Linked DNA regions of Homo sapiens: region 2 is linked to region 1. Evidence: chromatin loops called from intact Hi-C (ENCODE). Cell type or tissue: HCT116. All regions are shown on one strand. Each heading gives the region's core, and the rest is flanking DNA. Links, peaks and the distances in the headings are about the cores only.

Region 1 (5,381 bases), core at 107-5,106:
CCATTAATCTATTAACTAGTAATTTAATTTATAGTCCTTCATTCTTCTAAATTGTTTTCTCATCACATAATAGAACCATGGCACATCTGAGTTGGAAGAGAGCTTAGGCAATTTCCAGGCCATAAAATTGATGGGGATGAAACACTTACTGCTTATTTAAACATGTGCCAACAACTGGAGCATGTTCTTTATAATCATAATTGTAGTTATTACCATGATCCTATGGAGTGGGTAAAATTCTCCCCATCATACAGATGGAAAAGTAGCTGAACTAGAATTTATATGGAGGTCTATCTGGCTGTGAAGCTGAGAAGACTCTTCTGTTCTCTAAGCTTACTAGTTATTTCACAGACAAGGAAACAGAGACCTACAGAGCTGTAATCGCTACAGCAGCCAGGCTTGACTTCTGTCCCTGCCTCATATTTCTGCTCCATTAAATTCTACTTTTTTTTTTGAGATGGAGTTTCTCTCTTGTTGCCCAGGCTGGAGTGCAATGGCACAATCTCAGCTCACTGCTGCAACCTCCACCTCCCAGGTTCAAGCGATTCTCCTCCTCAGCCTCCTGAGTAGCTGAGATTACAGGCGTGTGCCACCACGCCTGGCTAATTTTTTGTATTTTTAGTAGAAATGGGGTTTCACCATGTTAGCCAGGCTGGTCTCGAACTCCTGACCTCAGGTGATCTGCCCACCTTGGCCTCCCAAAGTGCTGGGATTACAGGCATGGGTCACTGCTCCCGGCCTTTGAGCCATTAAATTCTATCTTTTGACCTCAGATTTACAGTCCCACACTTGGCTTGTACATCACCTTCCTTTCCTCTTTAGCAACACCTTACTCCCCAGAAAACAAAACAAAACAAAAAAATCAAAAGGCCTGCACTTGTCATTCAAGCCCCTGCATGATTTGGTATTGACCTTCTCTGAACCAATCCTCCTCCCTGGGGAGGAGTCTCAGCAAGCCCACTGTTTGTATTCTATGTTTTTAGAATTTAGCTTTTTTTAGGAGGGCTGTGATTTAAAAATATATACAAATAAATTATGTTCCTGTATGCCAACAACGGTATTTCAGCATTAAACACAAAGATGTTTATTGCACCAACATACCTTACAGTGAAAAGTAAAACCAAGCTATGTGGCCAACCACAATGGAAGTGTTAAGAATAAAGCAGTTCTATTCTTTAAGTTAGTATTATATAAAGCTGCTAAAATGGGGTAAGAACCCATGGCATGGGAATGTTTGACTCCCCACAGTAGGAATAGCTAAAGGAAAATAGAGTCTATTTCTCCAAGGCCCCCTGGGCAAAAATAATAATAATGTAGATTAATCAAGCTTCACATTAATTTATAAAGTTTCCAGTTCTTGACAGCTCTTCCTTGAAGCCGTCCCTGATAGCAGCTGACAGAGTGCAAAACATAATGGGCCTGGAATCAGAAACCATTAATTCAAAGCCCAGCTGGGCCACTGGGACTTCAATGTGCCCACCTGTGAAGTGGGGCAGATCCTGTTCAGTGTAGGGAGCTGTGCTGAACATAATGGTAGCTGGTGGCATCCCCACTACTGGGTTTCTCCTAATGATCTTTTGATGAAGGGGCAGTAGCATTAGGGGCTTTTTTGCAAGCATAGAGAGAATGAGGGCAGCTTCACTCCAGTGCCCTGGCAGAAAAGTGGGTGAATCACTGCCCTGTTTGAGCTTGCAGATCCACCAGCTTCTTCCTTAACTTGAATCAAACTGATTTGCTGGCCAGATGTGGTGCCTCACACCCGTAAGCCCAGCGCTTTGGGAGGCCAAGGCATGAGGATAATTTGAGGCTGGGAACTCAAGACCAGCCTGGGCAATACAGCAAAAAGTTGTCTCTACAAAAATAAAAATTAAAAAAAAAACTACCCAGGTGTGGTGGCATACACCTGCAGTCCCAGCTACTCAGGAGGCTGAGGTGGAAGAATTGCTTGGGTTCAGGAGGTTGAGGCTGCAGTGAGCCTTGATTGCACCACTGCATTCCAGCCTGGGCAACAGAACAAGACTCTGCCTAAAAATAAATAAATAAATAAATAAAATTTAAAAATATATCTATTTATTGATTTGCAGCAATCTGTCCACACGGTGGCAGGAGTGAAGAGGCAGAAACCTACTGCCATGGGCTCCCCCTGGAGTCCTGCCATATTCATGGCTTCTGCTGAACCAAAATATTAGAATTAGGCCTAATAGCAATGATGGTAACATCCACATGCACCTCTGGGGTTTCTCATGCTTTAGCAACCATTTAAAGGACCATTTTCAGCTCTGGTAAACAAACAAGACAATTACTATTTCCACAGGATGTTGCTACCACCAAATGCTCTTACAATATTTAGTTGAACTGGACGTGCTGGTGGAAACCACTGGGGAAAGACTTCAGCTCTGTGTTGAAACACTCAACCTGGGAATTTGTCCTCCAGGGCCACATAGAAGCTGGATAAGTATCTGAGTATCTGAGTTTGCTTTCTTAAGCCCTTCACTTAGAATCCTGTAAAATGGCTAAGAACAGTGGCTCTCAAACTTTTTAAGCAGCAGAATGTTTTTCTCTCAAATGAAATCTCATCTGGAACTTGATACATATCAAACAGGTAAATGGTAATTACTTTTTATGCATTTAAAAAGTAATTTCTAATGACTAGAAATTTTTACAAAGTCAATCAGTGACAATGAGGTTGTTTTAACAGAAAACATTAAGTCAGGGATCGTGGATGACAGTTGCATTTTTTTGGCATACACTTCAGCATCTGACTTCTATCTGTATTTTATTTTGGTTGCATTACATGAATAATGGACAATCATATTTCAACACTGCTCTGAGTGCTTCAAACATGTCAACTCATTTAATTCATAACTCTCTGAGACACTATTATTCCCAGGTGAGTAAAGGGAGGCCCAAATAGCTAGATACGTGGCCCAAAGTCACAGAGCAAGCTAGAGCTGGGCTTCAAACCTAGGCAGCCTAGTCCCATAGTCTATGAACTGAATAATGATTTTCTTTTGCTGCTTCAATTAAAAGCCTACTATATATATGTAGTTGTAATTAATAACTTTTTAATTGCCTGCCTTGCAAGCTCAGACTATTCTTTAATTAAACTTGGAAAGCAGAAGAGGTTTCATTCCAAGCTCCAAGCAAAAAAATAAATTAAAAAAAAAACCTAACATCAAAAGCACCCGCATTAGGGTTTCAGGGAACAATTTGAAAATTCCTGACCTACAGCATGAGGGACATCTTGAAGGGCCAATCCGCCTGTCAAAACCCACGTGTGAAGGATCCTCAGGGGGTAGTAGAGACAAAAAACATTGGCTGGCATTTTACCAAATGGAAATCTCTAGTCTCTGGCACTACCAATATTCCCCATTACAAATCTTCCAGCTGGTAAACAGAATGATGCCACTGACATTTAATTGAAATGTCAGCACATTTAGAAAGAGCCCTGATGAAACTGCCAAGTTAAAGTTATCGCTGATGACTTAAGCTAAATAGAAACAGAAAATCACCATGAATATCCCCCACTTCCCACCCCTGCACTATAATATCAGACGGAGAGAAAGCAGAGAGCTCAGCTGTCCAAGAAAAATTTACAGATAGTTTTTAAATGGAGTTTTATTCTAGCTATGAAAAACTATGGGGTAATTGGAAAACACTTGTGAAAGTAATCAGGTCTGAGACAGGCCAATGCCCACGTAAATCAATTCAACAAGCATACATTGATTAAATTGCCTTTGGATAGTAATATTGCCTTACATTTATTTGCATAGTTTACAGTTTATAGAGGCTGTGGTAGATGGCAGAAATGGCCCAATTCTTCACCACTCTCTGATCCTCACCTTATGCCACTGTAACTTTGTCACACGATCTCACTCTGTTGCTGGGCTTAACCATGTGATTTGTTTTAGCCAATGGGATGTTAGGAGATGTGCCATTGCAGAGGCTAAAAAAGCACTTGTGTGTTTCCACTCATCCTTGCCCTATATTTCGCCATTAGAAAACATGCCCATGGAATAGAACCAAGGCATCCCATTGTTCCAGCCAATGGCCATCCTAGGTCAGCAATAGATAGGTAGCTCACTTCCAGGCATGCACGCGAGCCCAGCCCGTATCAGCAGACACAATTAGTTGACCTGCAGCTGAGCACAATCACATGTGCAAGTAGAGTTAGGAGCAGCCAAGCTCAGATCAGCTGAAGCCCAGTCTCATGAGCTAATTCAGTGAGTCCTCTTGGATGCCACTGTGGTTTTGAGGGTTTTGTTCAGCATCATGAATGTGACAACAGATGTCTGGTGAAGAGACTTGCCTTGAACAGCCTCCTTTGTCCCCTCCTTGGGAAGCAATGTGGGACAGGGCTTACTTCTCCCGTCTTATAGATAAGAACATTGTGCTTCATACAGGTTCAGTGGACAGCCTTGATTCCCACAGCTGCTGCTTCCCGGGCCCATTCTCTGCTCATGTGTAAGTCATGAAGTGTCTCTGAAATACTTAGCCAACAGCATTAACCTAGCAGCTGAATCCCTTTTTTTTTTCTTTCAGATCAAAACAGCAGGTTTTATAAGTTGAAAGCACAGAGGGAGAGCACGAGTCTCAGAAGTCTCTGGGCCCAAAAGGCAGGAGCTTCACAGCATTTGGCTCTGCAGACTCCCTCCTGTGCATGCTCACCCTGGGACACCTCCCTCCTGGCCTGGTTCCACTCTGCTTTGAAGAGATAGGTGATCCAGGCCATTGTCAGAGATGGGGTTCTCTTGCTGTCTCTCTGGCTGATTCCACGCACAGGCGTTCTTCAAATGCTGCTAGGTAGGAAAACCATGGGGAAGTTATGATGGAATGATCAAAAATAAATTTTCTGTTCTTGCAACAACTCACCTTAAAAATCCACTTACCTTTTAATTTCCCTTACTGAAGCCCAGACTCACATAAGATCCTTTACAATCTGGGTTGACCTACATTTATTTCAGTGTTACCACTGCCGTCTGCCCCTGCAACGTTCTCTGTTTCAAAATCAGAAACGTTTATCTCTTCCTGGAGCATTTTGAATTTTTGTTCATACTCATACTCCTTATTCTGTTTAGCGTTCTCTTCTCTTCCTTTTCCTCACCTGGTGGACCCCTATTCTTTCCTGTATGATTACACTCGCTTCTCTAAAATGCTTTAAAGAGGCACTTGCTTTGTGTGTCTGTTCACGTGTTTGTTCTGTCAGTCTGAGTCGGGAAAGCGTCGTGCGGCTGGCCTGGCTGCCAAGACCTGGGGCAGCCTAGTTCACAGAGCCCCCTTGGAAATCTGTGGGGAAAGTTGAGACTTCTTTCTACTGTTGGTTTGTGCCCAAGTTAAATGTGAAACATGATGGGTCCCAAAGTAGTGTGCTTTAGAAGTTC
Region 2 (5,381 bases), core at 143-5,142, 700 kb after region 1:
TGGATGAGTCAGCCATATGCTCTGAACTCGGTTTTCTCTATAAGAAAATGGAGATGATGCCAAGCTCATAAGCTTATTTTGAGGATTAGAAAAAGAGGTATGTCGGTGGTTCTGAAAGTGTGCTCTCTGGACTGGCAGCACCAGCATCATCTACTAGTTAGAAATGCAGGTTCTCAGGCCCCACCCAGCCCTGAGGAATCAGAATCTCTGGGAGTGCAGCCAGCAGGCTGTTCTAACACACCTTGTGGGTGAGGCTTATGCATGCTCAAATTGGAGAAACACTGATATATGTCAACTACTTCATCCTTGCTTGCTTTTCTAGAAGCCTAGCTACTCTTGAAAAGTGGAAAGAAACAACTGGCACCTCGCTCTGGGATCTGTACCAGTCCCTCCTTTTGTTTTCCTTCCCAAGTCTGGTTATGGCAGATGTGGGGCTTAGATGGTCAGGCTTGGAAATCAGGCATCTAAAAGGGAGTTCCACATCAGCTGTCTGTGCGCACACACACGCTTGACCTCTAAGTAAAACTGTGTGACCTTAACCTCTGAGCATCCATTTTCATCTATAAATGGGAGTGATGATAGTTATGGGCCAGTCATTGGTCTAAGCACTTTACATCTATTATCTCATTTTAGCCTCACAACAACCCTATGAAGGTAGTACTATTATTAACCCTGTTTTAGAGATGAGGGAACAGAGGTACAGAAAGGTGAAGAAACTTGCCTCAGGGCGTAGTGATCATGTGTGAAAGCTGGGATTCACGCACAGGCACTCCGGTTACAGGGTCCCCACTCTTTGCCAGTTTGCCTCACCAGGTTTTGAAAATATTACTACATTTGTAAGACGTTTAGCATACTCTGCTGTGCTTTGTTAAGGTGAAATGTCTCACCCTGGGTAGTCATGTCTCTGCTCCTCACAATGAGAACTTGGCTTAGTCACTTCACTTCTCCTGGCCTTAGGTTCCAAATGTTTAAAATGGGAGGTTAGACTAAATTAAAGAATATAAACTGAAGCCCCTAAGGCCCAAAGAATAAACTGTATTTGGCTAGAATTTTCTCTTAAATTGAAAGTGACCATCTTTAAGGGGTACATGCTCTTCCCTGCTCACCCCGTTAGCCCTGATTTCAGCTGTCTACCATAGGCCCACTTCTTGAGTGACCTGGCACCTGGAGGCATTTAAGTTGGAGATCACTGACACTGATCACAACCAATGGCTAAACCTGAGGTCCTACGGATTTACTATTCTTTGAATTTCACCTCCCTTCCTCCCTGCAATCCATCGTCATGCTTTACCTGGGATGTTTCTTGTGCAAAGGCAGCTCTGAGCCTTGACTCCTTGCCTCTCACTGTTACAGAAGCCCTCTGCTTGGCCTGGCTGCCAGAGGTGTCAGTGTTCCTATTGGCGTATGCCCCAAAATTGCTGATTTATATTTGTTTCTGCAAGGGAGACAGATAAAGCTTGTTTTAGGGTGTATAGTTAAGCCAATTTCAGAATCTCTTACACATGGAAATAGATTTATTTTCACTTAATCTGAAAGGCTTCCTTGTTTCTAATGCAGACATTAAGCAATTGCTGGAAGAGGAAAGACCTTTTATTCTGCTTCATGAGTTCATGCACCCCTACGCTGAATACCTTTCATTTCCTGCAGCAGGAATGCATTCAGTAATTTTACTGGCTTTGCAAATATCCTTCATCTGGCCGCTGGGAAACAGGTGCCAGGTGTTGTTCTATTACTATACTGCCTGACACACATAACAGGCACTCAAGCACTGCTGAATGGAGAAATGAACGGGAAAATTCTTTGCAGCAACTGGAGCCTACACTACCGGTTAAGTAACACTGAACCTCATTCAAGTTATTGTAATATATATCATTTTTAGAATTCCATACAGCTTATAAAGTCCTCACACATGTTCTCTAGAAATTATTTTTCATATTTTAAAGTCGAGGAAATGGAGCTTCCAGAGGTTAACTTCAAAGTCACACTGTGACATTTAATTTTCTGAGGCCTCAGGTTACCATTACCAAATTAAAAGCCAATATTAAAACATAGTTTTCGACAAAAAACATTTTTGAAGTTGTATAAGCTAAAGCTTTAGATACTAAAACAAACATTGCAGAAAAAAAATCATGTATCACAAAGAGGAAACAGTACTATTGCATCGCACTTGATAGTCTGCAAAGCATTTTCTCCATAATTCGATTCTGCCCAATGATGTCGTGCCATTGCAGTAAGACGGTCCCTTGCATCAGCTCCTGGTACTGCACCCTAGAGGACGAACAGCAACAAGAACTGACTGCCCCAACGTTTCTCTTTTCCAAAAGATAGGTTTGACTGGTGGTTGAGTGGAATTTCTTGCACACTCATGCCACCTACTGGTACTTTTCTGGTAGCAAAGCTTCCAGCTGATTTTTTTTTTTTTTTAATTAAAAACATTTTTTCAGTGTAAACTTTAGCAGGATCATTTGAATGTTTTACTCATTAGCCCATTTCTTAAAAATACCGTCCCCTCAAACTTTGAAACTCGCTTCCTGTTGCTGCCCTAAGGAGCCTTCTCTAACACAGAACCTGACTCACTTGAAAGGGACTGAAATATTTTATTCCTTTTGGCATATTGACAAGCTTCAGAAACGCCTCTGAACACCTTGCATTGGGCTGGGATCCTGGGGGAAGGGAGATGGGTTACGTGGGAAGAGATTACACTCGTGGAATTTTCTGGAGTTCACAGTAATGTCTCCACTTTGCCCAGTATTTCCTGGGAGGGCTCCAGGTAGAGTGGGATAGTTGAGAAGGTGGTGGCCAGCTCCTTCCATGGCAGTTTAACTGCTGGAAAAGAGGGAAATTCTAAGTGAATTCCAAGGAGTGGCGGAAGCCAACCTCCTCTCCTGGGTCGGGGGCATACCAGGGGATTTCTCAAACTGCACCAGTCCCTGAAAACCTCTGGTCTATCCTCAAGGACACAAATATCACCTGCAAAGCTGGGCTTTCAAATTAGCTTTGGATACAGGTTTTTAAAATTACTATATGGACTTTGTCTTTGTATTTTGCTTTAAATCCAGGAGGAAGAGATAACTTGTTCATCTGTAGGGCACATCAGAAGAAGTATATAAACCATTTATCTCACCACCTTAGGATTCTTTAAAAACTGGACGAACTTCATTCTAGCAGTAGTATGCAATAAGCTGAGACCAACACAGGAGAAAATGAGTCAGTTGCTGTTAGTGAAAGCTCTGGCAGGTTCTCAAAGTTAGCTTGTCTGCGGGGGGAAATGGTGGCTTTTTAATTACCATTGATATTATATTCAATGAGCTTTTTACCTTTTTTCTCTTCTGCTCCATGGTAGGAGAAAAATAGCAGCTTTGAAGATTTTTGAAAGCCATGTAAAATTATATTATAGAAGATTATGAAAAATTCCTTATAATGAAAAGTCAAGATAGTAACATTTAGTAAACTGCAGATTTCAAATCCTCATTTGCTGAAAGGTTTATCAGTACATGTTAAATCCAGAAAGGATTTAAAGAACTTTGAAAGCATTCTGGTCATTCTATAATTTAGAACAAATTAGGTTAAATTGTGAAGAGTTGTTCAGGATTACTGAAAAAAGTAATTACTCCAGATATATGCATACTGCTTATCAACAGGTTTTTATGTTCTATATTTCACTATGTTCTGACAAGATTTAAGACAAGGCTTGTTTTTACAATTCACACTTGAGAGAACTAAGATTCAGAGGTTAACTGACTTCCCAAAGTCACACAGCTAAAGTTAGTCAGCATTGATGTTTTTTTTGTTTGTTTGTTTGTTTTTTGAGATGGAGTCTTGCACTGTCGCCCAGGCTGGAGTGCAGTGGTATAATTTCGGCTCACTGCAACCTCTGCCTCCTGGGTTCAAGTGATTCTCCTATCTCAGCCTCCCGAGTAGCTGGGATTACAGGTGCTCGCCACCACGCACAGCTAATTTTTTGTATTTTTAGTAGAGATAGAGTTTCACCATGTTGGCCAGGCTGGTCTTGAACTCCTCACCTTGTCATCTGCCCGCCTCGGCCTCCCAAAGTGCTGGGATCATAGGCGTGAGCCACTGTGCCCGGCCGAAGATATGTCTTTATATTTTACATGTAGCAGTCTTCCCAGAAACTAGATGCCTCTTTCCCAGGGACTCTTCTGCTCCTTAAAGCCAGTTTATCTAATTGGTGTATTAATCCATTTTAAGACACTTTTTAAAGCAGATGGAAAGCCATATTAATCTGTTTTTTTTTTTCTTACCCATACTTCTTAGCCTATCAGCCTCTTGTGACATAGGCTTTTATCAGGTGGTAACATACCACAACTGTATTTTCAATAACCCTTTGAATAATGATTCTCATGTATTAGCAGATGTTTTGTAGCAGCAAGGTTGTATGAGGTGCCCATGAAAATGGGGCTCTCTTAACTATAGCACTGGCCATGACACGGGTAATGGGCATACATGGTGGGTGACTATCGGGGTCATCATAAAGCCAGTCCCACATGGCTTGCACATGAAGTATATTAGCTGCTTTATCTTGGGTGTTCTGCTTGGCATTTATAGGGGAAGTTGGACAGTCCCCATTCTCAGGGTAAACAGATCTTACAGTGGCTTTTTAAATCCAGTCCCCCAGACTAGCTGTTCCTCAAGAATAACCTCCTATGTGTCTGGATCATGTTTAGCCATCTGCAATCTTTCAATAGTGAGCTGTGGGTCCTCCATCAACCCAAACATTTCTTCCATTCTGCAGCATTTAAAACAAAAGATACTGCCCCTAAATTACTCTCATAGTCCATTTTAGTAAAGGTTCCTCAGGAAACTAATGATATGGATCTATGAAATGTAACAAATCCTTGTACATTATACCTTCTGGTTTCAAGTTACTTGGTTTTGCCTTTCCCCGACATTGACTACCTTCTTGGTAACCACAGATCTGAGAGGTATTTTGTTGTTGCTGCTTAACTTTGCCCTTGTGGGTAGCTCTGAGGCTAGTGGCTGAAGCTCAGCCTGAAACCTAAGCTTGGTGCAGCATCAAAGTTGGACCCAGCACTCTGTTTCATTTTAGCTATTATAGATAATAACCAAGGGATTGTAGAGTTCACTTTTCTTATTAGCTTGCATTTCCTTATGCATCCAGTCAATCACCTCTCTACGAGTTGGATCTATCTCTAAATTTTACTGGTAGTAACTGAGTGCAGCTGCAGCTCTATACCATGGGTGGCCATGTGGCCACCCAGGAATCAAAGGTTTCTGACCCATCACATTTCCATCATTTTTCTTGTCCACCTTTCTAAGCCAGGGCCCTTCTAGCAAATCCCACCTGTCTGATAGCAATCGGTAATCAACTTGACCTGCAGCCCCTTTCCCCTCCCGGGAGG

What was found. A loop is a pair of places that touch in the nucleus more often than their neighbours do. Peaks named below come from ENCODE experiments on the same cell type or tissue, not always from the same donor. Only the 100,000 strongest peaks of a DNase experiment are listed, where the experiment ranks them.
Region 2: it touches region 1 in a loop (6-fold over the local background); 6 of 110 quality-filtered maps call a loop at or near these places.

The regions. Positions count from the first base shown.
Region 1 is chr2:30,858,995-30,864,375 of GRCh38, reverse strand. LOC124905982 (a long non-coding RNA gene) reads left to right here. Exons shown (of 4, transcript XR_007086268.1): 3 at 2,315-4,803. Among named protein-coding and RNA genes, the nearest start is that of CAPN13, 54 kb to the right of the region's middle. In HCT116, for the core only: a CTCF peak has its summit at 2,174 (motif pointing left); a DNase peak (open chromatin) is centred at 2,115.
Region 2 is chr2:30,162,138-30,167,518 of GRCh38, reverse strand. No RefSeq gene overlaps it. Among named protein-coding and RNA genes, the nearest start is that of YPEL5, 18 kb to the right of the region's middle. In HCT116, for the core only: a CTCF peak has its summit at 2,333 (motif pointing left); a DNase peak (open chromatin) is centred at 2,288.